Linked DNA regions of Homo sapiens: regions 2, 3, 4 and 5 are each linked to region 1. Evidence: chromatin loops called from intact Hi-C (ENCODE). Cell type or tissue: endothelial cell of umbilical vein. All regions are shown on one strand. Region 1 overlaps NRXN3 (neurexin 3). Region 2 overlaps NRXN3 (neurexin 3). Region 3 overlaps NRXN3 (neurexin 3). Region 4 overlaps NRXN3 (neurexin 3). Region 5 overlaps NRXN3 (neurexin 3).

What was found. Peaks named below come from ENCODE experiments on the same cell type or tissue, not always from the same donor. Only the 100,000 strongest peaks of a DNase experiment are listed, where the experiment ranks them.
Region 2: a loop joins it to region 1, with 4 times the contacts of the local background. A loop is called at or near these places in 4 of 110 quality-filtered maps.
Region 3: a loop joins it to region 1, with 5 times the contacts of the local background. A loop is called at or near these places in 6 of 110 quality-filtered maps.
Region 4: it touches region 1 in a loop (4-fold over the local background); 5 of 110 quality-filtered maps call a loop at or near these places.
Region 5: it touches region 1 in a loop (5-fold over the local background); 5 of 110 quality-filtered maps call a loop at or near these places.

Annotation. Positions count from the first base shown.
Region 1 is chr14:79,276,246-79,281,245 of GRCh38, forward strand. The region is part of intron 15 of NRXN3 (neurexin 3); the gene reads left to right. Among named protein-coding and RNA genes, the nearest start is that of NRXN3-AS1, 200 kb to the left of the region's middle. In endothelial cell of umbilical vein, no CTCF peak of the experiment used is centred here; a DNase peak (open chromatin) is centred at 3,036; H3K4me3 peaks cover 1,071 bases; H3K27me3 peaks cover 2,210 bases.
Region 2 is chr14:79,541,952-79,546,951 of GRCh38, forward strand. The region is part of intron 16 of NRXN3 (neurexin 3); the gene reads left to right. Among named protein-coding and RNA genes, the nearest start is that of NRXN3-AS3, 88 kb to the right of the region's middle. In endothelial cell of umbilical vein, a CTCF peak has its summit at 2,211 (motif pointing left); no DNase peak of the experiment used is centred here.
Region 3 is chr14:79,367,736-79,372,735 of GRCh38, forward strand. All of the region lies in intron 15 of NRXN3 (neurexin 3), which reads left to right. Among named protein-coding and RNA genes, the nearest start is that of NRXN3-AS3, 260 kb to the right of the region's middle. RefSeq lists an enhancer at 3,648-3,817. In endothelial cell of umbilical vein, no CTCF peak of the experiment used is centred here; a DNase peak (open chromatin) is centred at 2,166; H3K27ac peaks cover 1,321 bases.
Region 4 is chr14:78,964,736-78,969,735 of GRCh38, forward strand. NRXN3 (neurexin 3) reads left to right here. Exons shown (of 21, transcript NM_001330195.2): 12 at 1,290-1,671; 13 at 2,473-2,663; 14 at 3,438-3,611. Among named protein-coding and RNA genes, the nearest start is that of NRXN3-AS1, 110 kb to the right of the region's middle. In endothelial cell of umbilical vein, a CTCF peak has its summit at 4,595 (motif pointing right); DNase peaks (open chromatin) are centred at 2,856 and 4,686; H3K27ac peaks cover 2,612 bases.
Region 5 is chr14:78,957,266-78,962,265 of GRCh38, forward strand. It overlaps NRXN3 (neurexin 3), which reads left to right. Exons shown (of 21, transcript NM_001330195.2): 11 at 1-96. Among named protein-coding and RNA genes, the nearest start is that of NRXN3-AS1, 120 kb to the right of the region's middle. In endothelial cell of umbilical vein, a CTCF peak has its summit at 2,603 (motif pointing right); a DNase peak (open chromatin) is centred at 2,636.

The sequences.
Region 1 (5,000 bases):
AAAGAAGTCGAAATAGGAATGTGTTAACTAGAGGGAGGGGCAGGAGGGATAAGAAACACATGAAAAAATTAACAGTGGGGTAAATTGGAGAGGGACATTCATTTTATTAGGATAATTGGGGGTTGTCTCTTTGTAGTGGAAGAAGTAAAATAGACCTGTCTTACATTTGTCCTCTGAAGAGTCTTCTCAGTATTTAACTGTGTTCCCAAATGGAATCAGCCTTACCAAAATTCACGGTGACTTCTTTTGACATTTTGCAAAAAGTAAATAAATAAATTATAAGTATGACAAGTGAAATGAATAGTTCCAGCTGTGATGCACCAGCAGCATTTCCAGATTTTGTACTGCATTAAGGATTTATTTTCTCTTTATTGCCTAGCAGAGAATTAATTGGAAGGTCCATCTAAGCTTCCCACACATCCTCAGAATGAAGTCAAAGCAGTCTCCAATGCTCAATGCCAATTAAAAAAAAAAAAAAAAAAGAAAAACAGTAAGTGGGTAGGTGGTCAGTTTATCAACTCTGGAAAAGCTTGTCTTTGAGGATTCACACTGCTAAAGCCAGACAAACGCATCAGCAAAATTAATGGCATAAGGAAAATGTGAGTATGAGATTGGCAATTGATTCACTGAGTTCGTTCATTCAGCCAGTATTTACTGAGCCCGTATGATGTGCTACCTATTTTTTCACACACACAGAAAACAGGAGAAAATGAAGACTCAGCCCTCAGAGAGCTTATAACCATTTTAAGGAGATAAACTATGAACAAGTATACAGATAAAATAATTTCAGACACTGGAGAGTGCTGTCAAGGAAATAAAACAAGGTAATGGGAGGGGATGCCTTCCAGGGGTGGTGGTCAACTTTAAATGAGGACCAGAGAGGGTCTCTGAGGAGGTGACATTTGAAATGCACCCATCACATGAAAATCTTGGGGAAAAGCCTTCCAGACAGAAGGGGCCAACAATGCTATAAAGGCCTTGGGATGAGAAAAAACTTCCCACGATCAAAGCAGAAAGACCTGGGGAACTAGAGAGTAGGGAGGAATGGGGCATCTGGCAGGAGATGGAGCTGAAGCATTAGAGTTAAGCAGAGTCATCTAGGCCGCCTTAAGGCCAAAAGTGCAGTGGAAATCCACCTGGGGACTAAATCAAGGAGTGGTTGAATTGAGTGGAAATTATCATGGATATTTAGGATATTAAGAATTTTTTCTGGCTTTTCTAGCAATAATAGCATAAGACCCTAACCATGTACTTAACCTGTTCTTCACCTTTTTAGAGCTTCAGCTTATTTTTCTAGTGGACAAAGAATATTGCCACTGTTTGTCAGGTGCTCTACCAGATACTGTATATTTTCTCATTTTAAACCCCCAACAACCTCGAGAGGGAGGCATATTCCTCATTTTACAGAGGAGGAAACTGAGGTTTCAATGGAATGTCCATAAACCACCCCTTCCCCTTGCTGTGGTGTCCCTGAGAGCATGCTGCTGGTTTAAGACACTGCGTGGGGGCACACCCAAAAGTATGCAAGACCTTGTCAGAGGGCCATTTCCTGGGGGGCTGTGGATCCTGGACCACCCTTACAAATGAGAGCCAGGGCAGTTAGGGTGACTGTGTGCATCATTTACTACGGGCAGCTTGAAGCTTTTGGAGGACACCAATTTCAGAACCAGAATACCAGTTCACTGCCATAAATTCTGAAATGGACTTGATGTATGACCTTGAAGGCAAATCACCTGTAGGTTTGGTCTTTTTGTTAGAGAGACATAATGCTGTTTCCTCAACACCTCCTTGGGGTGTCTCAAGGATGAATAGGGCTGTCTTAATCCCTGTTCTTTATCCTCAGGGGGTTTGAAATGAGAGTGGAGTATATAATAGGTGCTATAAGCTCCTTTTAAAAAAGCCTCCTAAATACAACATATATATGTTTTAACCAGCAAGTATTGTTCACTCACCTCCCCTTCCTCCCTGCAAATGTAATGGGCTTTTTACCCAAGGTGAATGGTAGGAGGGAGTCAAAGCTAGCAAGACCTGTGTGGACAACAACCTGGCCTGAGAGGGCAGCCTGTTGGGTTTGTCCTTCCTGCGCATGAGACATACTGGAGGGGTGGATGCCGCCTAGTCCACAGTGTTACCGTGTCCTGGCAGAGCCTTGGGTCAGTCCCCTCCTGGAGTCACAGATGGCCACGACAGAGGACAGGTGCTGCCATTCTGGCTCTCCCCTGCGTGTTCAGTCGTGAGGTAAACACCGTGCTGTCTTTGATGCCCAGCGCCCAGGGGACTTCACCCACCTGGGGCAGCCCTTCTGCAGCCAGTTCCGGACAGGCGCCAGTCACTTCTCTTTGAGCCAGCCGACTTGGCCCTCTCCCCTTCTGAAGTTTTTTGATCAGGACTACAGGCGCGGACGATAACCTCTGGATTTTGAATCCCAACAGTGTCCTATCCACCACCGGGGGTGGCAGCCACCTTCTGGAAGGACTGCCAATCACGGAGCCCTTCACCCTTTGGAGTCCCCAGGCCACCGCTCCACCTTCACTTTTGGGAGTCCGGACTCAGATTCCCATCATTCGCCCTGCGGGAGGGGCCCTGGGCATTTTAACCCCGGGAGACACACGCGCCTGGAGAGTGGTCGCCCAAGCCACCGCCAGGCAGGGAGGAGCGCGCGTGCGGCACCACCGCGTGCAGCAGCTCCAGCGCTCGCGCTGCCTCAAGGGGTTTATTTTTATTTCTATTTGGAGCTACTTCGGCCTTAGCCGCCGCCCTTACTTTTCCTCCGAAATTGTGAGAAGGTGCCTTCATGGCTGGAGTTTGGTTTCACGCGCCTGGGAGAAGAGCAGGGCACGGGTGATAAAGAAGGCGCAGTGTCGGTCTGTCGGTGTCACACACGCGCGCACACACGGCGGGGCGGGAGCCGCGCGAGCGAGAGGAGGGCGGGCGGCGTGTGCTGGAGGCTCGCGCGGGTGTATACGAGCCTGTGCTTGAATGGGAAGGGCCGGGATTCCGGGTCGCTCTGGCCCCTCCTTCCTCCGGAGCCAGCCAGTCCCTCGGCAGAGCGCTGGGGCTGCACTGATTTGCTCTCGGGAGTGCGCTATTTGCATATGACTTGCCCATTTGTGAATTTGGCTCCCCAACTCCTCGCTTCACTTCACCTGTGCCTCCCTGGTCCGCGCACTTCGCAGGCGCCCGCCCGCCTCTCGGCCACCTCTGCAGCCTGCCAGGCACCTCCTCTTGCGCTCTCGCTGATTTCGCCCACCCACCTCCCTCCACCCCGTGCCACGTTGGTTTGGGTGGCTGCTCCGCACCGGGTTCCTCCTCCTCTCCTCTTTCCCTCCAGTCCTTCTTATTCTCTTCCTCTGGCTGCGGTGGCTGCTGCTGCTGCTGGTTTTCATCCAGTTGGGAAACCCAGGAAGCCGGCGGCTGCTCCGTGGCGCTAGTCCAGCACGCCCAGGGTTAAAAGCCTCGCGCCCTTCCGCGGAGACTCCCAGGAACACCCGAAGAACTCTTCCACCTGCAGCCCCCTTTTGCCTGGCAGTTCTGCATTGCATCTCATGGAAGTGGAAACAGGAAAATAAAAATGTTCAAACTCCTTGGATGTTGGGATAAACTCACCTGAACCCACTTGGGTTCGGGCTGCCTCCTTCTCTTCCTTCATTGCCACCTTTCCTCTGTGTGGCTCCCGGGAGTGTGCGGTTAAGTCATCAGACTCGAAGTGCCTAGAGATCCGGAGGAAGCCGCGCCGGTCTTCCCCTGACATGCGTGGCATGCCGGGGCTCCGTAGGAGGTTTGCTATACCTGGGAGGACCCTGGCATTCTAAATTTCAGCTCCGGGAAAGAGAAGGGGCTTTTTGCCTTTTATCTTTTTTTTTTCTTTCTTTAAGTAGTAATTTTTTAACTGATTCATTGTTTGGAAAGCGCATATTGCTTCCCTCTTCCCCGAATTCTGGCAACTCTTCCTCCTGCTATGATGGGCCCTTGGGCATCATGAACTTCATTACTCCTCACTGGCTGGAATTCAAACTGCCCATCTGTAGTGGTCCCGTGCGTTGACCATGCACCTGAGAATCCACGCGAGACGGAGCCCTCCTCGCCGGCCGGCCTGGACGCTTGGGATCTGGTTCCTGTTCTGGGGATGTATCGTCAGCTCTGTATGGAGTTCTTCTAATGTAGCTTCCTCCTCCTCCACCTCTTCCTCGCCGGGGTCTCACTCTCAGCACGAGCACCATTTCCATGGCAGCAAGCATCACTCAGTGCCTATTTCTATCTATCGTTCCCCTGTTTCCCTTCGAGGAGGACACGGTAGGTCTCTCTGCTCTTTATCCTTTTAATGGGGCATAGCAATTCGCTAACCCACTAGCCTTGCAGGTAGTGTCAAAGGTGGGAAGGGAATTTAAAAAAAATGAATTTAAAATGATGAAAAGCATCGTATGTCCATGAGGGAAGCAAATTTCTACTTTCTCATAAAGGTTAGTGTTTTCTGCCCCTAGCCTCCGACAACCATCTCCACTTTTCTCTAAAGGGTTCTTTTCCCCTTAGCTCCCTCATTCATAGCTGCACAGACACCACACTCTCTCTTTTGCAACCTTCTACTCTCTCCACCCCCACGGAGACAGGCAACTTATCAGGTGAGTCCCAGTGCTGTACTTGGAGAAATATTCATTCACCTTGCTTTCACCCTTCTTTGCTGTGGTCTTGCTTGGGAGCTAGTGGGGGTGGGGTGGGAATAGCTGACAACAGGAATCAGGTTTTCAGCCTGAAGTTGATTGAACTGTTATAAAGTAGCCTGTGTGGTAATGGTCAGGGAAAAGTAGCCGAACATAAGAAGGCAGAAAATATAATTAACAACCTGTGGCCATTTGTGTTGAATTTGGCAGCTTTATGTTTGTCCACATATCTAGTGGAAAAAGCAGCTATCTCTAAAACTACACATCTACTATTGCTATCAGAAAGGAAGCAATATGTAAGATAAGGCTAAGTTCATTTATAATTTACCCAAGTGTAAATGA
Region 2 (5,000 bases), 270 kb after region 1:
AGGCAATTCTAAAAATGTGTATCTTGATTAAATCTTCTCTGTATGGAACAAGAGTGAGGATAAAGTTGTAAATGATAAAGAAGTAGCAATCACTAGCCAAGAGAGGGGACTGTTTGCTATTTTGTGGGTGAAGCAGTGACTTTGTTTTTCTGTGCATTGATTAAATTAAGATGTAGCTTTGTTTTGACTCAGTTTATCATGGTCTCAGAGTGACTTCTTCTGAGATTGGTATTCTGTGACATTGCTCATGTGCAATAGAAGAATAACAAGATCTAGCCATGAGTGCCAGGTTACGTTCCAGATGTCACAGGCTGCTCTTTTGTTTTGTTTTTCTTTTTCAATACCAAGTGATAAGAATGAGCATGCCTAAAATTCCAGCAGTTGTAATAAAATACATCAACCAAAAGGTTCAGACTGTCCTGTAAGACCCATAATAAGAGTCTCAATGTGTTCTTAAAAGAACATTCTTTCTTAGCCTACGTGAACATCCTTCTCTAGACTTAAATTACTTCTGACCCACATGTTGGGCCGTATCTATTTTAAAGACAAGAGGAGCTAACTGCAAAGTTCCTTGTCTGGTAAGCTGTTTCATCTGATAGTTGTAATAGCATTTTCTCCCGTCTCACTGTAGGGCCTAACCCCACAAGCATCCTTGTGAAGAAAGACCCCACAGTCCTCTTTTTAAGCTTTCTCCCTCCCTTTCCTGGGGTGCCTTATCTATTTAAATATTAGAGGTGAGTCAAATGTAATTCTCTTTAATGAAAAACAAACAAGTGATAGAACCCTAAACGCTCTTTTGGCAAAGATCCCTTCAGAACAAACAATCTTCTTTTAAAAGAAGTCAGAGCTAGGAAAGGGCCACAGGAGAGCAGGGATAGCCAACTAAACTATGCAGCAGGCTTCTCTGAAAAAAAGTGAGTGACTTTTTTGGTGTGGCAAGAAAAAAAAAAAGTAAAGTTTGATATAACTAGTAGTCCTTGGAATGACAAGTGACAAGAGAGGTCTCTTCCCTCCCTATAGTCCCAAGGAGAAAAGGGCTCTGTAAAATTAAAGGCACAGGTATTCAGTTGAAAGGACATATTTTTCTCCTCTAACTTATAATTAGCCTGCGATACTGGCTTCTGTAGGCTCTTATGAAGGCAAATTGCTCAGGACAGTGACTCTGGCGATGTCAGTCATACAGGCAAGCACTGGGATATCTATCACAAACACATGCCAGTTGTCATCTTCCAAGGCATCACCTGATTGCCAACTCAGGTCAGGAAGAAATCATTCCTCTTTCTTCTTCTGTGATGTTACTTATCTGTTGCAACAGAGGAGAGGGTTAGCACCTTTCATGACATATTCCAGCATCCTGTTAAATTGATCAGAAGACCAATTGCACACAGTGTCTTCTACCATTGAGATTGGAAACACAGCCAAGGGTGGAGATGGTCAGTGAGGCTTCCCAGTGTCTTGCAAGTTCCAGGTCAGTTGTTTATGCTTAGAGTCCCCTGACAGAGAGATGGATGTGTTAGCAGGTTCTAGGGCCTGTGGTTTCCCTTGTGGAAATGCCAGTGGACCATGTGTGCTCCTTGGGTATCAGGGTGATTGGGCTTGGGTTGGTTGTGGCCACAGCATGAACTGGAGAGTCGGCTGTATTTGGCATGACAAGGTTGGCACAGGCCAGCTGAGACCTTGAAAAATTTGGAGCTGATGCAGAGGTGAATAAACACATTGAAAACAGAAGCTGCAACCTCAAATTTCTACAGGGACCAGACAGGTAATATGCCTGAGTGAAGCAGGCCAGGTGGCAAATTGTACAGTGCAGGCCCCAATCAAAGTGCACAGTGGCCACTCAGCTGCCACTGGATTATAATTGTGTAGAGATGTGAGTTTAGAGTTGTCAGCTTTTCAAGAGAAGCCAACAGTCTGGTGTGTATGTTAAATCCCCTGATTCTGGCATCTAATTAATGCCCTTAGCAGTCCAAACCAAACAATGTGTGAGCTGCCATTTTTGCAACCTTGAGCTAATGGTGTTAACGTCCAGTTTCTTTGTTTCATAACATCTATGGAATGGCTTTGTGAATGCAAATGTTGAAACATTGTGAGTCTCATCCCCAACAGTGAAAATAAATACAAAATTTAGGCAAAAAATAAAAATAAAAATAAAAATACTTCTTAAATGTCACAGCGCCCCCATGGGGCTGGCTGGGGCAACAAATTAAGGGACACAGCTGAGCTTTCGATTCTGTCAGTAACTAAGTAGTAATGGTGCCTCAGGGGGTCTGAGTCATTGAACAAGCGCTACAGGATAGCACAATACTAGGTACACAAAGTAGGCGAGCACAGGCTCCCTACCTTTGAAAAGTTTATAAGTTCATTAACAGTATTATGTTTCCATGCACTGGAGCATTAGAGGAAAAATGCCACGATAACATCTAAACAAGAGTGCAGTGGGCCCTGAGAAGTATGATGATTCTGTTTCCTTCTTTAAAGCATCTCTTCTTAATAATGTGCAGTAGTAGAGAGAATAGAAAAGCAGCATGATGGCCATGTGACTTGCTGGATGGATGCCATTTCTGTTGGATGAGATTGGACATCAATAGGTAAAACCAATAAGAGGTTGTGTGCATTTTCAGATTCTGGAATTCTGGAATCTATGACATTTTTGGAAAAATAGCTCTCCTAAGACACTGGTTCTAAATATAGCAGTGGGTTTCAATAGTTCTATGAATTGAAATCAATAGTACTAAGGAGCGAAGAGCCTAGATCACTCTCCCAAGAATCATTGCTTAGATGAGTGGTTCTCAAAGTGTAGTCTCTGGCCACCAGCATCACCTGGCAACTTGTTACAAACGCATATTGTTGATTCTCATTCCACAACTATTGAATCAGAAATTCTGGGACTGAGTCCTAGCAATCTGTGTTTTAAACAAGCCCTCCAAGTGATTTAATGCATGCCAAATACTAAGAATCACTGTTATCCTTGGAAGAGGGGAAAGCTCAGATAACCCACAATTGAGGTCTAGAGATGTTCATAGTCTCTTCTACAAGTAAGTCTTACCAGTGAGCTATAGTAGAGATAACCAAGATAGCATGTAGCTGGAGGAGCTGTTGCTTATTTGACTGGATTTTTTGGTCATTTTTTCTTTCTCACTTATGTGTTTGTTCTCCACTTGTTTTCAAGCCCCATTGATTTCTGTATTAGCTTTCTATTGCTGCTATGATAAATTACCACACATTTTCATGGCTTAAAGCAACACAAATTTATGAGAGTTCTGAAGGTTAGAAGTCCAATACAGGTATCTCTGGATAAAATCAAGGTGTCAGAATTAGAGCAAATCCCTTCTTGGGGCCTCTCGGGAACAATCTACTTCCTTGCTTTTTCCAGCTTCTAAAGGCCACCTGCTTTCTTTGGCTCATGGGCCCTTTTCTTATAAATGCAGATGTTGTTTTTAAAAATGAACAATGTTAGGCTGCCTTCCTCGAGGGGCTGTCTCTCTTGTTCTCACTCTTCTGCCTCCCCTTCCACCTTTAAGTATCCTGTGATTACATTGGGTGCACCTGGATGATAGGCAAGCTCCCTATTTTAAGATCAACTGATTAGCAAATTTATTCCCCTGTGCTATAGAAGGTACCATATTCACATGCTTCAAGAATTAGAATATATTGTATCTTTCATGGGGGAGGTACATTATTCTGCCTACCATAAGAGATTGTATTCGGAGGGCTTGTTTTTTTTTTTGTTGTTGTTGTTTTTTCACCAGGAAATGGAGCCTGGTGAAAAATGTAATATATAGCCTCTTCCTCCACACTACTAAACTACCTTTCTGTGTCCTACAGAGACTGTGTAATATTCACTGGTGAAGACATAAGCTTTGTAGTCACAAACCTGAGTTGACGTTCCTACTCTGGCACTTACTAGATTGATATGGTTTGGCTGTGTCCCCACCCAAATCTCATCTTGAATTCCCATGTGTTGTGGGAGGGACCCGGTGGGAGGTAATTGAATCATGGGGGTAGGTATTTCCCAGGGTGTTCTCCTGATAGTGAGTAAGTCTCATGAGGTCTGATGGTTATTATAAGGGGGAGCTTCTCTGCACAAGCTCTCTTTGCCTGCTGCCATTTCACGTAAGGTGTGACTTGCTCCTCCTTGCCTTCTGCCATGATTGTGAGGCCTCCCCAGCCACATGGAACTGTAAGTCCAATTAAACCTCTTTCTTTTGTAAATTGCCCAGTCTTGGATATGTCTTTATCAGCACCATGAAAATGGACTAATATATAGATGTAATAACTTTTTGCAAGTTATGCAATTTTGGGCCATAGATTCCTTTATTCTGAAGTGGAGAAAATACTTTCCTTATACAATTGTTATGTTTACATAAAATAAGGTGCCAGATACATAGTAGAAATAAAATAAATGATGTTACTACTTCCTAAAATCCTAAAAGTTTCATTTCAGATTGCTGAGTAAACCCAGTTAAAGAAACCAGCCTCTGTGTTTTGGTGTTGTCATTAATGCTAAGTTACATTTCCTTAGGGTATCTGCATTAAGCAAATGTAAGATGTTTGAGTTTCAAAGATGAACAAGTGACTTGTAAGTGTAAAGTGGTATGGCTGTTTTTAATAAATAGGTAATACCACCCTTTTGGCGGGTAGTAGAGAAAAGAAGATGAGTTTTTAGAAAAAGACTCAGAGTTACTCAGAATTAAGAAAATGAATCCTTACTGTCAATATGAGTCTCCCAACTGCTAGCGCAAGTGGTGGATAGATTTTCTTTTCCACTAGATTTACTTCCTGATATACACATTTATCACTCAAGCATGGACTGTTCATCAAGTCATTTTCCATCTATAACCCCAGCTGAAGCCTGACAGGTTGTGTGTTTATTATGTACTCTTAAAAAACTGGAGCTCATTTGCCCCTGCTGCGGGGAGAGCAGACTCAGACAGATAGAGGGATAAGGTCATTCAGTGGAATGCCCATTCACTGCAGTCAAGCCTAAATAATAGAGAGGT
Region 3 (5,000 bases), 91 kb after region 1:
TTAAACTTTATAACCACACCAAGATCATTGAGCTAGTAAGTGGCAGGCTTGGGATTTAAGAAAGCTTGTAATGATGTTACATTTGATGGTTTAAACTGTGCTGTGGGAAGGGAATCCAAGAAGATAATCCCATGTTTCTGCTTCTTGTGATGTTTGCAAATCTGTGTTCTGGAGTAAGTCTTTGAGTTGACTCTTGGAGCTTCTGAAACGTCTATTGGATATACTATAACCAAAGATAAATAAATAAATAAAAAGATCAGGGTTCCTGAACGTTTTCATCTTTACATTGATTGCAATGATTACAAGTGATCATTTCATCACTTGGAGCATTATTACCTCTATGGGGCTTTACATGATACTGACTTTGTCAATAAAAGGACATATTAGGAGCAGGATTTCTGTTTGGGCCAGAACAAGGGGACATACCCTATTTTTAAAATTCCCCAGTTTAGGAATTGAAGTGACTGCATACTAAAGTTGGCCAAATTTCATGTGGCTATGGAATGAGAATATATGAAAAGTTGGTTGTAAAAACAATTAAGAGGATTGGGGCAGACTATTTTATGGATCCCTTCCTCCTTAGCTTCTGAAATGAACTAACATTGATTCTACAACCACTTATTAAATACCTACTTTTTGCCATGGCTGATGCTAAGTGTTGAGGCTAGAAATGCATATGAATTATATTTTAATAAGCACAGAATAAAGAAAACTTGTCTTCCTAATTTTTACTTTAAAAGACTTTTATCTCATTGTTTAAGTGCCATAATTGTACAAAGCATGCTGTTCTGAGTTCAGTGTTTCTTGGCTCATTCTCAGTCAATACTCTGCATAGCATCTTTGAATTCCTTACTCATCAAAGGGTAATGAGTTAATTTGTGTACTCTACCTCTGCCACCTTTTGAGCTGTGTTGTTGACCATTCCCTATACATTTGCATCTCTGTCTGCCAGAAGATGTACCAGGAAAATAAAAGCAGCAGAAAATCTTATAACTTCCCACCTAGACATCAGTCACCATCAGAGTTTGGTCTGGAAACAGAAAAGTTTATTTAAAACAAAATTGGTACTCTGTGAATATTTCAACCATTTGTTCCATTTAATCCCCATTAGTGAATTTGCTTAGATTAATTTTTTTGTGGATTCCATTTCCAAGAATGAAAGCAAAATAATTACATCAAAAGGCCACTGAAATCAGCCAAATTCTCTGGCAGGAAACTTATTCTATTCAGTCACATTCAAACTATCAGGTATGAAAAATACCTTTCACCACTGGATAATACAACAATGGAGTTGGAAAATCAATCGTGTGGTAAATAAGCAAAAACTACGTGCAAACAGAGGAAAGAAGAGTTGTTCTGAAAATGGTATTTCAATAAAAGTTATAGTGATGACGAGCAGTGTGATGATGTAGGAAGTTCCAAAACTAGGTAGAGGGTATAATCAAAGGTGGGTACAATGGAACAAGCCTGGAGGCAAGGACGGGCCAGTCAGGAACAGGTGGGCTTATAGTGAAAGAAAGTGGAGGCTTTAGAAGTAGAGTATTTGATGAATTCTTCCGTCCATTCTATTTTGGCTTCTATGTCAAGGAGGATGACAGATATTCATTGTGTAGTTTTATAGGAAAGGCGATTGGTAGTGACTTCAATGTTATAAAGAACTTGGCCAAGTCCATAAAATGTCCATGGTGTATAACAAATCTTTTATGGTGAGTGATCCATGGAATTAGGTACTTAGAAAAGTCGATTGAAACATATTCACAGAAAGGCAAAGGTTTGATGACCTGGTGCATGGAATGAGACAGAGACACTGAGAAATTTTGATTGTACAAGTTTTTCCTAATATCCCACTTACATCCTGTAGCGGTGTGGGCCCATTTATTCTTTTTTATGTTTGGTTTCCCTGTCTCATGGTAAAATCATGGACAGATGTTACCCCTCAATTTTCTCTTTTTCAATTATTTCTGATCCTTCTCACTTTAATCAGTTTACTTGATAGTCTCTGCGCTAGTGTAATTTCTCCAGCCTTTTGAAAAATGTAGACGCTTGAGCCAGACAAAAGCACTTCAGCAGGAACATGACTAATCTTGAAGACATAGAGCAGGGCTGATAATGTACGCCAGGAACTGTCAGTTAAGAAATAGTGATACTGCATTGCTGACTCACAGTCAGCTCATGGGTCACTATGCTGCCCCCATTCTGTTGAGATTTCAGTACACTTTCCGTATATGGAGTTTCTGTGTTGGTACACATCCAGAAGGTTTCTTGGGCGCATTGACCTTCACATATTGTTTGGTTAATTTACCTAACTTGGTATTAATCAGACAGAAAAGACAAACATGAAGTAAGGAAAGTCGGCCTTTGCTGTTCTCCCTTGAACTTGGCTTCACTTCTATCCCCACCATTTAGTAAGGAAGAACAGCCCCAATTTATTGAGTTGCTATGAGCCAGACACTGTGTAAGCACTTTCTACACATTATTGCATTTAATTCTCCAAAGAATGAGATAACTATTATAATCTCTGTTTTATAGAACAACCAGCTAAAGTTTATCGGGTTTTTTTTGTTTCTGTTTTTTTGGGTTTTTTTTTGTTTTTTTTTTTTGAGATGGAGTTTTGCTCTTATTGCCCAGGCTGGAGTGAAATGGCGCCATCTTGGCTCACTGCAACCTCTGCCTCCGGGGTTCAAACGATTCTCCTGCCTCAGCCTCCCGAGTAGCTGGGATTACAGGCATGCGCTACCATGCCTGGCTAATTTTGTTTTTTTAGTAGAGACAGGGTTTCTCCATGTCGGTCAGGCTGGTCTCGAACTCCTGACCTCAGGTGATCTGCCTGCCTCAGCCTCCCAAAGTGCTGGGATTACAGGCATGAGCCACCGTGCCTGGCCAAGTTTATGTTAAATAACTCGTCCAGAAGGTGTAGTGGGATGTTTGACTCCAAAATACATGCTTTTACCGCCTCAACTGACTGAGCTTGGGACTACCTCTAACTTTCATTAGAAACACAAATCTTTTTCTAATAAACTTTCTTCTTCTTTTCAATAAAAACATTTCCCACAAGGTGACTTAAATTCATTCACAATTAGGTATAAATACTGATAAGAGCAGTTAACTTGTTTTAAGAGTCTAATATGTGCTAAGCCTTATGCCAGATGCTTTACAAGCATTATCTTAAACCTTGTAACAATTTTGCAAAAATGTTACTCTATTTTATAGAACCAAAACCCAAGACTATGAAAACCTAAATATCATCCTCAGAGTCATACAGCGAAGCAGAAATTGTATCAGCTAATGAGACTTAGTGCCATTTCTCTCATATTGTGTGAGAAAAATGGCAATGCTCAATAAATGTTGTTCTAACTGTTCCAGGTATCAAGCAGTAGAAAAAGAATATGGCAGATCAGGTGGATTTTGCTGTCAGCCCTGGAAACACTCAGCTGGTGGCTACATAATCCATCATCTCCTGAAGCTTTCATTGTCCACATTTTTTTTCTACCCTTTAGTCATGTGTTTGTAAGGAATAAATTACTAAAATACACCATACCTTTTAAAATATAGAATAAAAGCTCACAGAGAGTTAGGGTGACAGAACATATGATTCAACCTTCTGCCTTCTGGCAGACAGTAGGCTATTTCTTTTAGGTGGGTATCTAGGAATAGATACTTGCATATAATATTTTTTTTTTGAATCCCAGACTGGTCCTACTAACATTCTTGATTACCACTTATTTAAGTGACCATCAAACCAGTTTTATATCTGATATGTTTAATCCAAATAAATGTCTTTTTTTAAAAAACTGTTTAAAAAATGGTATTTAAATCCTTCCCAGATTTTAGCTGTGTATAGTCTGGAAGGAAACCCATTCACATGGTTTTATCAGGTTTGATATTTAATAGATCAAATTAGTAAAACAGGGCCCTCACTTCACAGGCACGGTGAATTCTTTGTTGATAAGATCTATCAATGATCAGTATGGATCATTGGATGGCAGTGAACGTATACGTTTGTGGGGAAAATTCTTATGCACCTTCATAGTAATGGTACTGCCCATTTTATTTGAGGATAATTAAAACACAAAATACCCAACGATGCTGTTTTTATTGTAGGTATATGTTAATTCCTCTAGAGATAGACAAGACTCTAAATTCATGGAACTTTAAGTGGGATGTTCCACAAAGGAAACTCTTTAAAATAATATAGAAAAATAAATAAGTAAATGTCAACCAAAATGGCAGAACATTTAAAATCAGTCTGCCAAATATCTTTTCTCACTTTACTTCATTTGTTGAACAATTTATATGCTGATATAGATGGCCATTTTAACAGTGTATACAAAGCATTTATATCCACACATGTACATTTAATCAAACCTACATGTCTACATACACATACTTAAGACACACATAGAGAGTGTGTGAGAGAGAATCAACTCATCATAATTGTAAAGGTGAAGAAAATTGATTCCTTAAGACTAAAACACACCATATTAAACTTGGAGTTTATATTTTGAAAATAAGATTCAGGAAGTCTTCTAAAGCATTCGAAGATTGATTAGAAAGATAAATTTCGGCACACAGGGTCTCTGTTCTTGTAACTTTCCCTGTGGTAGCTTATCCCTCTGTATAATACATTTTGTCATCATTCTTTCTTTCCTCCCTGATACAATAAAAATAATTTCCAAGGTTAGATTCTATCTTGCAAGAGCTTTTCCCCAAGGAGGTGCATGCATCTTCTTAATTTATTATATTATATAATAATTCCTCATAGGAAAACTAAAGGCAAATTAAAACCACATGGAGATAATGCCTGACTGTGCTTTAGACTGTTGTCTACCACTGGCTCTTTAGAAAAAGATCAGAGATACCCCTCTCTTGATTGTCCATTTTCTTGATCATGCAATGTGGTATTTTAAGTTCTATGCTGGCTTTGATGCTTTTGTTAGTCAAGGTGCATGTGTGAATGTGTGAATTGGATATGTGAATGATTTTAATATTAGCTTAAATAA
Region 4 (5,000 bases), 310 kb before region 1:
CCACATTAATGATGTTTTTCTTTATTTTGTTATTAAAATTTCCAGTCTCTTTGTATTTTTTTTTCAAGCCCTCCTTATCCCCTCTGCCCTAGTCACTCACCACTTCTAGGTAAAATAGGTAATACAAGTTCTAAATAGTTCATTTGTAACAGCTGAAGATATTTCCGTTGTGAATGTCAGAAACCCAACTCAAACGCTTTAAGCATGAAAGGGAGTCTATTGCCACACAGTTTGAAAAAGCCGGGAGGTGCCTGGCTTGATCCAGAGTCTCAAAGGACAGCACAGATGATTCTCTTCATTTGGTAATTGTCTTCTGGGTTGCTAGTCCTCTGATCCCTCTGATTTTCTTATAGCCTCTAGGGACTCAAAGCTTTCTTCTTACCCCTCCAGCAGTCCTTGCTTGCAAAGAATCCTCTTTCCTAAGTGTACCAGCAAGAGCTCTGGAACTGAGTGTGGCCGGGATGGCTTGGGTTGTTGCCAGTTCTAAGGGTGGTCCCTAAATCAGCCACAAGAGCATCACTGTGAAACTTGTTAGAAATGCAGATTCTCAGGCCTCACCCCAGACTTTTGAATTCTAAACTCTGAGGGCCTAAGCCCCCCAGGTGATTCTGATACACCCTAAAGTGTAATGACCGCTTTTTAAGTCTGTAGTCCAAAGTCTGTGACAGTTAGGGGGGTAAAGTACATTGAGTGGTCTAGGCTGAGTAGCTTGATTAGGGTCAACTTTATCCAGTCCAGGTGGTTGAAAGGTCAAGAGGGGTGGGTAGCTTCCTAAAGAAAAATTACGTGTTATTATAAGATAAAGTAACAGTTGCTGGGCAGGTAAACTCAACTGATAAGTCTATAATAGAATCCTTCCCACGAGTACTAAGTGGAGAGTTATTACGAGAAAAAATACTTGGTAGTGATGCCCAAGACTTGTGTGTTGTGTCTTTACAAGGGTCAGAGCAACAAAGGCCTTTCTTCTTATAGTGTGTATTAGTGTCCAGTGATTCTCCTGAATGGAGAATATCAATAGTTTTATCCTTTAGCCTGGGTTACTCATGACCTCATATTTCCCCTTATATGATGAGCCGTGCTGAGCAGCTGCGTGACAGCATGTAATTTGGGCAATGCCTGATTGAGGCCAAGTAAGGTATCTACCATATTGAATATTTGGTTTTCTTGAACTCACCCAAGAAAGCTGAATATTCTGTGTGGAAACAGGTTACACCCAAAAAATATACTTGAGGGTGCTGTGATAAATGATGGTAACTTTTCTGTTTGTACCTCATTTACAATTTTCACAGGTACAATGGTGGGAGACCATACCCGTTTGGAGTTCCACAACATTGAAACGGGAATCATGACTGAGAAACGCTACATCTCCGTTGTCCCCTCCAGCTTTATTGGCCATCTGCAGAGCCTCATGTTTAATGGCCTTCTCTACATTGACTTGTGCAAAAATGGTGACATTGATTATTGTGAGCTGAAGGCTCGTTTTGGACTGAGGAACATCATCGCTGACCCTGTCACCTTTAAGACCAAGAGCAGCTACCTGAGCCTTGCCACTCTTCAGGCTTACACCTCCATGCACCTCTTCTTCCAGTTCAAGACCACCTCACCAGATGGCTTCATTCTCTTCAATAGTGGTGATGGCAATGACTTCATTGCAGTCGAGCTTGTCAAGGGGTAAGTAGAAGGGATCACGACTTATGTTGGACACCTTTAATCTACTGAAGCTCTACGTAAAATATGGACATAAAAATAACTTGTCTATTCTACTCCCTACCCTCCATTCCTGACACATTCTCGCATCTTCCTTGATTAAATGGATCCATAAAATTATTAGGTCTGGAAAGGAGAGAGGCTCATGATTTAATTTAAAGGTCTTCCACTAACTCAACACTAACAGACTTTTTCCTATGAAATGTAGCCCTTTAAAACTATTGAAGAAAAGCTTATTTTTGCAAAAGAGGGCTATGATTTGTATTGCATCTAATTCTTGAGTATTACTAACTACAACCACCCAATTTATACCAAAAGATGAAACATAAATATTTTAAATCCTACCATTAGCCCATATATGCAAGTTTTTAGAAGCTGCCCTTTCCTCAAGACATTTTACTACCATGTATTAGAAAATAGTCAAAACAAAAAACCAAAACAAAAACCAAAACAGATTAATGGTTGATGATGAATTTAAAAGTCACCCCCTTATGTTTTGTAGTGTACAACCTGTGCTACTTTGACTCTGGAGAGTATTAGTAGGTAGTGTTAATGAAGTGGACTCGATGAGTATGGAATTATAGTGAAGCATGATAGAATAAAATCTGACTATTCTTGTAACCTCATATCAAGATTTAAATTATTCCTGCATTATGCCAGTTTAGCATGGGGGATTTGAAGCCCACTATGTCAGTTACACACATATAGCCATTAAACCACTTCGGGGATTTTCCAATTATTGTTTTTTTTTTTTTTTCTTCCTAGGTATATACACTACGTTTTTGACCTCGGAAACGGTCCCAATGTGATCAAAGGCAACAGTGACCGCCCCCTGAATGACAACCAGTGGCACAATGTCGTCATCACTCGGGACAATAGTAACACTCATAGCCTGAAAGTGGACACCAAAGTGGTCACTCAGGTTATCAATGGTGCCAAAAATCTGGATTTGAAAGGTAAACCTTGTAAAGAAATTTAGTTTTTAATAGAGCTTTTCTTACAATAGATAGACTATTTCCAGAGGCAAACCACAGGTTCAGAGTGCCATGCATTTTTGATACATCATCCATATCCTGTTTTAACAATGTTGAATTATCCTGTAATGCAATTTTTTCCGTTTTTACTTAGACTACTCATCAAGAAATGGTTCATTTTCTCTGATAACCTCGGGAATGTCATGCTGTGGGGGCTGAGAGATGACAGGATGAGTGTCAAAGTGTGGGAAGGGCCGTAATACAGAGGAAGGAATATAGGCTTTGGAATTTCAGCTGAATCATTTAATGTCTGGTGTCATCAGTAAACTGTCTTAGCCTTGTTCAGCTTACATTTACTTTTCTTTGCAAAATGAGGATAATAATTGTTAGTTTCTGTATAGGTCGTGAGAAGTTTTGATGGCATGTCTGTATATCCCTCAGCATATTATTGGTAACAAGCACATAAAAAGCACTCAATAAATGCTTGCTTTGTTGACAATATTGTTAATCTTTACTCCATCTATGATGAATAAATTTTTGAGATGGTATATATAAAATGAATGACACATAATAAATATTGGTTTCCTTTTTTTGCAGGGTAGAAACTCAGGTGCTTATCTCATTTATGCTGTCCCCCCCCCCCCCCCCCAGCTATCTTATTCCTTATCTGATGAATTATCTCAAGTGTATCAAACTAGTTGACATGGTCACCACATCCTTTACTCATTCTCTTTTGCTAATTACTTTCCTTTCCAGGTGATCTCTATATGGCTGGTCTGGCCCAAGGCATGTACAGCAACCTCCCAAAGCTCGTGGCCTCTCGAGATGGCTTTCAGGGCTGTCTAGCATCAGTGGACTTGAATGGACGCCTGCCAGACCTCATCAATGATGCTCTTCATCGGAGCGGACAGATCGAGCGTGGCTGTGAAGGTACAACCTATTTTTTTCTTGTTAAGCTACAGCCTTGTTGCAAGCACCAAGCCTCTTTGCTGCCTCTGCCACTGCCTCCTTCCTCAGTTGACCAGTCCTGTCTCATTCTCATTTGCCACGTGACATTGCATCACCATCAGTGTTCTCTTGTCACTGGTTTAGTATGTCAAGACATGTGCCACAGGCTCCAGGAATGTATGTTGGCAGATGTTTTCTGAGTATCACATACTTGCCAATAAAAATAAAATAAAATAAAAAACTTCCCTGGCATTGACATCAGGCTTCTTTCAATGTGTACCTTGGCTTCCAGAATGGCTGAAACAGCACTGGAGACTTTTATTTATACTTTAATACATGATGAGGGGAAAACCAGAGATTTTATGTAGATGTCACTAATTAATAAAATGTTTCTTATTTTGGCTGATAGTGACTGCATTATTTAATGCAAATCTAGCAGGCAATAGGAAAACGATGTCCAAATGCCATGATGATGGAAGGGAACTAACATTTACTAAGTACTTACTAATTATCAGGCATTGCTAGGCAGTTCTTTAGTGTGGTATATTGGAACATTATGGGCTTTGATATTAGAAATACCTGGATTCAGCTCCAGGTAGTAGCTCTTGTTAGCTATGTGACATTTGGAAGGTGATGTAACTTCTGTAAGCTATATCTTTCTTACCTATAAAACAGGGCAATAAAACTTACCTTGAATGTAAGGAGATCAGAAATACACATAAAATGCCTGGTATGTAGTAGGTACTCGATAAATGGTAGGCTTATTGTTTACAAATATTATTTTATGTCAAACATCTAATAATACTGCATGTCTACCCATGCAGCACAACAAACCATGCTCAGCCTGTTCCTGTAGATGATCCACTGTCTCTTGAGATACTAAATGAATTTTACAGGTCTTCCTGAATCCAACAATTCTTTGCAGTGTAAACAATCTAGTTTTAACCAGCAGATGGCAGAAGTGAACACATTCAGCCTTCCCTAGTAGTCTTGGGTTGGCTGAAAACGTGACTGTTACCTAACTTGAAAGGCAAAGAAGTTGCCTGACCAAGGATCTATGTAATTATTTCCTTTTTTTCTTTTTGAGCCTTTTGGTTGAGCCTTATGGTCCTGTGTTTGCGCAATATATTGTGTTTCCTTGTATCAGTTGTTAATTTACCACATCAAATCTGTTCATTCCACTTCTGTGTTCAACTTCATGTATCGCTTCTGTTCTTAAACAGCTTCCATCTGGGTTAGCTCATCATCGTAAAGCACACATTTATAAAAGCTTCCTGTCAGCTTATCAGGCTGACTTGGAGTTATGGAAATTGTTTCCCTTTGCCTAAGAGTTATTTTTGTATTTTGCACTAGTAATAGGAATGTTCATTC
Region 5 (5,000 bases), 320 kb before region 1:
CAGGGCAGAAGCTCAATGACAACGAGTGGCACACCGTTCGGGTGGTGCGGAGAGGAAAAAGCCTTAAGTTAACCGTGGATGATGATGTGGCTGAGGGTGAGTATGACTATGGTGAAATTCGTCTGTCTTTTCTCTCAGTCCTCTCAGTCACTGAGTGAGCAAACAGTGTTTTGCAAAACCTTTTATTTTGCATAGTAGAAGTCACAAATCATGTTTTCTGTTGACAAACTCAGGCAAGGCTAAGAAGGTCTTCCTCTGTATTTTACAATACCTTTTCATCAATGTGCGTTATGGAAATTACCTACTAACTATAACTACATATTTATGGGTCTCTCTCCTTAGGCGTAGAGTATGTGTCTGGAGAACAGATGTAGGGTTCTACAGATCCTTTTATTATTCAATCATTCAAAAATCACATGTCAATCATCCTCCCATATGCCAGTTCCTTCCATCAGTGAGTGAATCACTCTCTAGTAGAAGAGATGGGCAAACCAGAAATTCAGAACATTACAGGTAAAAGTAAGTACTAAAACAGTGCATGATACTTAGAAGGTGCTGAATAAGGTTTGGTTTAATTAATTACTTATTTAATCATTATTAATTATCTATTCTGCACTACACACCATTTTACAAGGCACTGATAATACAGTGGTGAACAAACAAGCAAATCTTTGGCCTGGTGGGATTTACATTTAGAATGTGGAAAGAAACATTCAGAGCTCCACACAATCAATAAGTATTTCCTAAGAGTCTGTTCTATGTCAGCAGTATGCTAGAATTGCAGAAGATAAAATGGAAACAGATGAGATTACCTGTTTCCTCAAATAATGAACCAATTAAGCAGATCAGATAGGACTCTGGTATTTGAAAACAGGACCAAAATATATAATGAGATTCTAATTTTGATGGGTGAGATTACAATTTGTCAATCAGAAGAGAGAATTACCCATTTGGGCTGGAGAAATCAGGAGTGGTTTATAAACGTAGATCTTCAGACTGAATTTGATGGTGGATGTAATTTATGAAGGCTGAGGTACAAGAAAGAGGGTATCATCAAGTGCCATTTTACATGCTATATCTTTTTTTTCTTTCTTTCTTTTTTTTTTTTTTAAGACAGTCTTGCTCTGTCGCCCAGGCTGGAGTGCAGTGGCGCGATCTTGGCTCACTGCAAGCTCTGCCTCCCGGGTTCACGCCATTCTCCTGCCTCAGCCTCCCGAGTAGCTGGGACTACAGGTGCCTGCCACCACGCCTGGCTAATTTTTTGTATTTTTAGTAGAGATGGCGTTTCACCGTGTTAGCCAGGATGGTCTCCATCTCCTGACCTCCTGATCCACCCGCCTCGGCCTCCCAAAGTGCTGGGATTACAGGCGTGAGCCATCGCGCCAGGCCTTACATGCTATATCTTATAAGTCTTCCCTCTCTGATATTCTAGAGCAGGACACATCTATGAAGCAGAATTCTTATCCATATGGGAAAGAAGATTTGGGGCAGCATGGGGTATTACATGAAACACTGTTGCCATCAGATCTGGGCCCTGACGTTAACTTGCAGGACGTTAGGAAAGTTAACATTCCTGGGCCTTGTCAAATGCAGTCAGTGGCCTAAGCCATCTCCATGGTTTCTTCTGTGAATAAGACAGTCAGTAGCCCTGGGGGTCTAATATAATCATTGCCACTAAAATATTTTATGCCTTTGAGATAGATATACTAAACCTCTTTTTCCTAATTTCCTCATTTTTAAAATTGATATTCTATTATTTCTATGGCCTTTCCAGCATGAATATTCTGTAATTTGGGGTCTTATAATTTAATTTTATATTCATGAGCCTGAGTTTCTATACTTCTGGAATCAGGAAATATAGTAAGATATGTACGTGCATGTACAGGTGTGTGTGTGTAGAGAAGGATAGCCTGTGGATTAAGGAAGAGCGTCTAGGCACATATCCAGTGCCCAGTAGGCATTAGAAACTGTTAGCTGTGTTAAGCATATCAGCTCCTTTAATCTTCTATCATTCACTATAGCCTTTAAAGGTAAGTGTTCTTAATGCCATTTAAAGGAAGCATAAAACTTTGAGAGCGTTGTATAATTAAGCTCCAAATCCATGTCAGTGTGATTCCACAAAATCATTCTGCTTGCTGTACTTCAAAATCCATCATAAGAAAATAATTTATCTTACAATATGGGAAAAATATAATGGAATGGGTTGGAGTGAGGTAGGGAATGCATTAGCTTATTAAAGTCTCCTAAGAAACTTACAGGAGGTAGGCCACAACACTTGACCTCTCCCTCACAAAAACAAAGACAAACAGAACCACCACAACAATTACCCAAAACACTTCGATTACACATAGACATAACTCAGAAGCGGGAGGTGAAGTTCCTGGTCTACGTGCCTGGAGCATAAATTTGCATTCTGAAATGAACATTTTAAAAGAGATGTACAAATGGTTACACTATTTAGCGCCCGCAGCCAACCTGAATTAATTATTCAAGAACTGTATGAACTGTTGGTGCATCTGGATCCTGCAAAGGATAAGTCACACATCTGTTGCTCACTCCTCTGGGCTTGTCTCTGAAGGGTGATGGGATTCACAGCCGCTTCTGAAAAGCAGCCACTAGATGGCGACCTCACCCTGATCTCTCCTGACAGTGAGTTCGTTTCATTTTCCCTGGAAAATAAATGCTCCAAAAGTATAGTCATAAAGAACTACAGAGCTGAGGGTACTATAATGTGTCTCTCTCAGTCATTATTCTTTTATGAAAACTTTGGAATAAAGCTATTTGTAAATTGCACTTTCTTTTACCACTAATAATTAAAAAGCAGGGCCAAGTCACGAAATGCCATTATCCAGTAATTTGATTTTTTGAAATTAATGAAACGCTTTCATTTTCAGACGTGTCCCCCCAACCCCCCGAACTTCACTGCTGATGGAAGAAAGCAGCCAGAAGGATAAAGAAATTTGAGAGGGGAAAAGTGCTGTTTTGCTTATGAGTTACAATCTTGGGTTGCTTTTTATAGTGATAAGGGGTTGGGAAATTTTAATTTTAGTTCACAGAAGTCATAAAATCAGGCAATGAAACTAAAATACCCACAGTCCTCAAGTTATTAAGTAGTATCTCATTGGCTTATTTAGTAATCCCTTTAATGTTCTTTAAGGCCCCCCTAGTGTGTCCAATTTCAGCTAGTTTATAGAAATGATGTAAAGAATAGGTCTGGCTCACAAGAAATCAAAAGCAAGGATAGAAATATTCCTCAACCTTGTGTTTATCATTTATTGTAATGTGATTGTGTTCTTGGAAAAGCATTAAGTTCGGGTGACAGTTAATAATAATTGATTGATCTATGTTTCTATTATTAAGAATACATTACTATACCAAGCATAACTTGAGTTATACTCCTCAGAATTGGGGCCTAATGCTGCATGAACTGCCTCCTCTGCCTAGAACTTCTTGCTAGTACAAAAACTTGCCCTTGCTAGTAGAAAAATTTGACTACACTGGTTCTTGTTGACTTTTCCTGTCCTTACCTACATAGCATGTATAGCACCAAGCTGTAAAAAGTCATTTTGCAAAATTTTCCATTTAAAATGTATTTCTCATAGTAATTTTTAAAAACTTGACAAAATAGGATTGAGGAGTGTGCGGTCAAACAAAATGAAATGGAGTTCTTTATTGCCAGGCTTATTAGGAGACTTTAATAAGCTAATGTACATTGCAAATCATTGATAAGTATGCAGTATTTGCTAATTTTTTTTTTTTTTTTTTGGTTCCAGAAACTTTTTTTACTGAAGTATTTTATACCACATACTTACACACTTTTAAAAAATGCTGACATTATGGAGAAAAGGATTTGGGACCAGTAGAGCTAGGGAATTATGGGCAAAATATGAAGATTCTTGACTGGTACTCTGTAAGCCTTCGTTTTCTTAACTTCTCTCCCCACGTCTAAGGGCCATGAAAGGTCAATTTGCTTCCTCTCAGCGTTTCCCATTATTATTCTTTTTTGCTGAGCTCTTAGTTTTGACCAGGAACCTCATGTGTGGAAATGGTGAGGACCCAAACCTTGACCCCAAAGCAAATGTCTCAAATACAAGCCCCTCCCCCCAGAAGTTAGGAATGCTGGCTGTGCTCAGACCCCTCTGGTAGCCACTGGGGGACATATAGAAGACACAAGAGGTGGCCTCTACTTAAAAAGAGCCCACATTCTCACACAAAAAAAGAGAAAAACAGTAAGTGAAATGACCACAACATGATTCAATCATTTCGGAGGAAGGGAGAGAAATGAATGCAGCATAATTAGTAATAGCGCACGGTTTAAGCCATAGGCACTCTATTAAAAACTTTACGTGTGTTGATACGTTTAACCCTGCTAACTTCATATCCGTTTTACAGATGGGGATCTGAGGCATAGAAAAATTCAGTAACTCCCCCAAGGTAACCCAGTGAAGAAGTCTTGGAAGCAGAATGCAAAGTCAGGCAGTACAGCCCTGGACTCTCCATGCTCATCCACTATATGCTATTGCTTCATAGGAATAGGAAGCTACAGCTTGAACCTGGCCAGAATTTTCCATAACTATATGTCCTTCGTCACTCTAAGAGCTGGTTTGTAGACTGCTTGTTGGCCATCAGTGCAATATGGAAGTGAATGTGTGACAAGGAGGCAAGGCAACAATGCTGCTTTAGGGAGGGTGCTGGATATATTACCCATGAATTAGATGGAGTGACATTCTGATACTGGGCCATAGGGAAGAAGTACAAACTCCTTAGAACAGCTTCTACATGGAAATTTCACCAGTTAAATTCTACCTACTGCTTTTCTTGGGCAATGATGTGAGGAATAAGTAAAACCTTTTTTCCAAAGACAGTTCATTGTACTAGTAAAGATATGGGCTTTGGAATTAGCACACCTGAGTTCAATGTAGGGGTCTACCATTTACCACCTGCATGAATCTTGATCAAACTGCTTAACCTCTGCAAGCTAAATGTCCTAACCTCTAAAG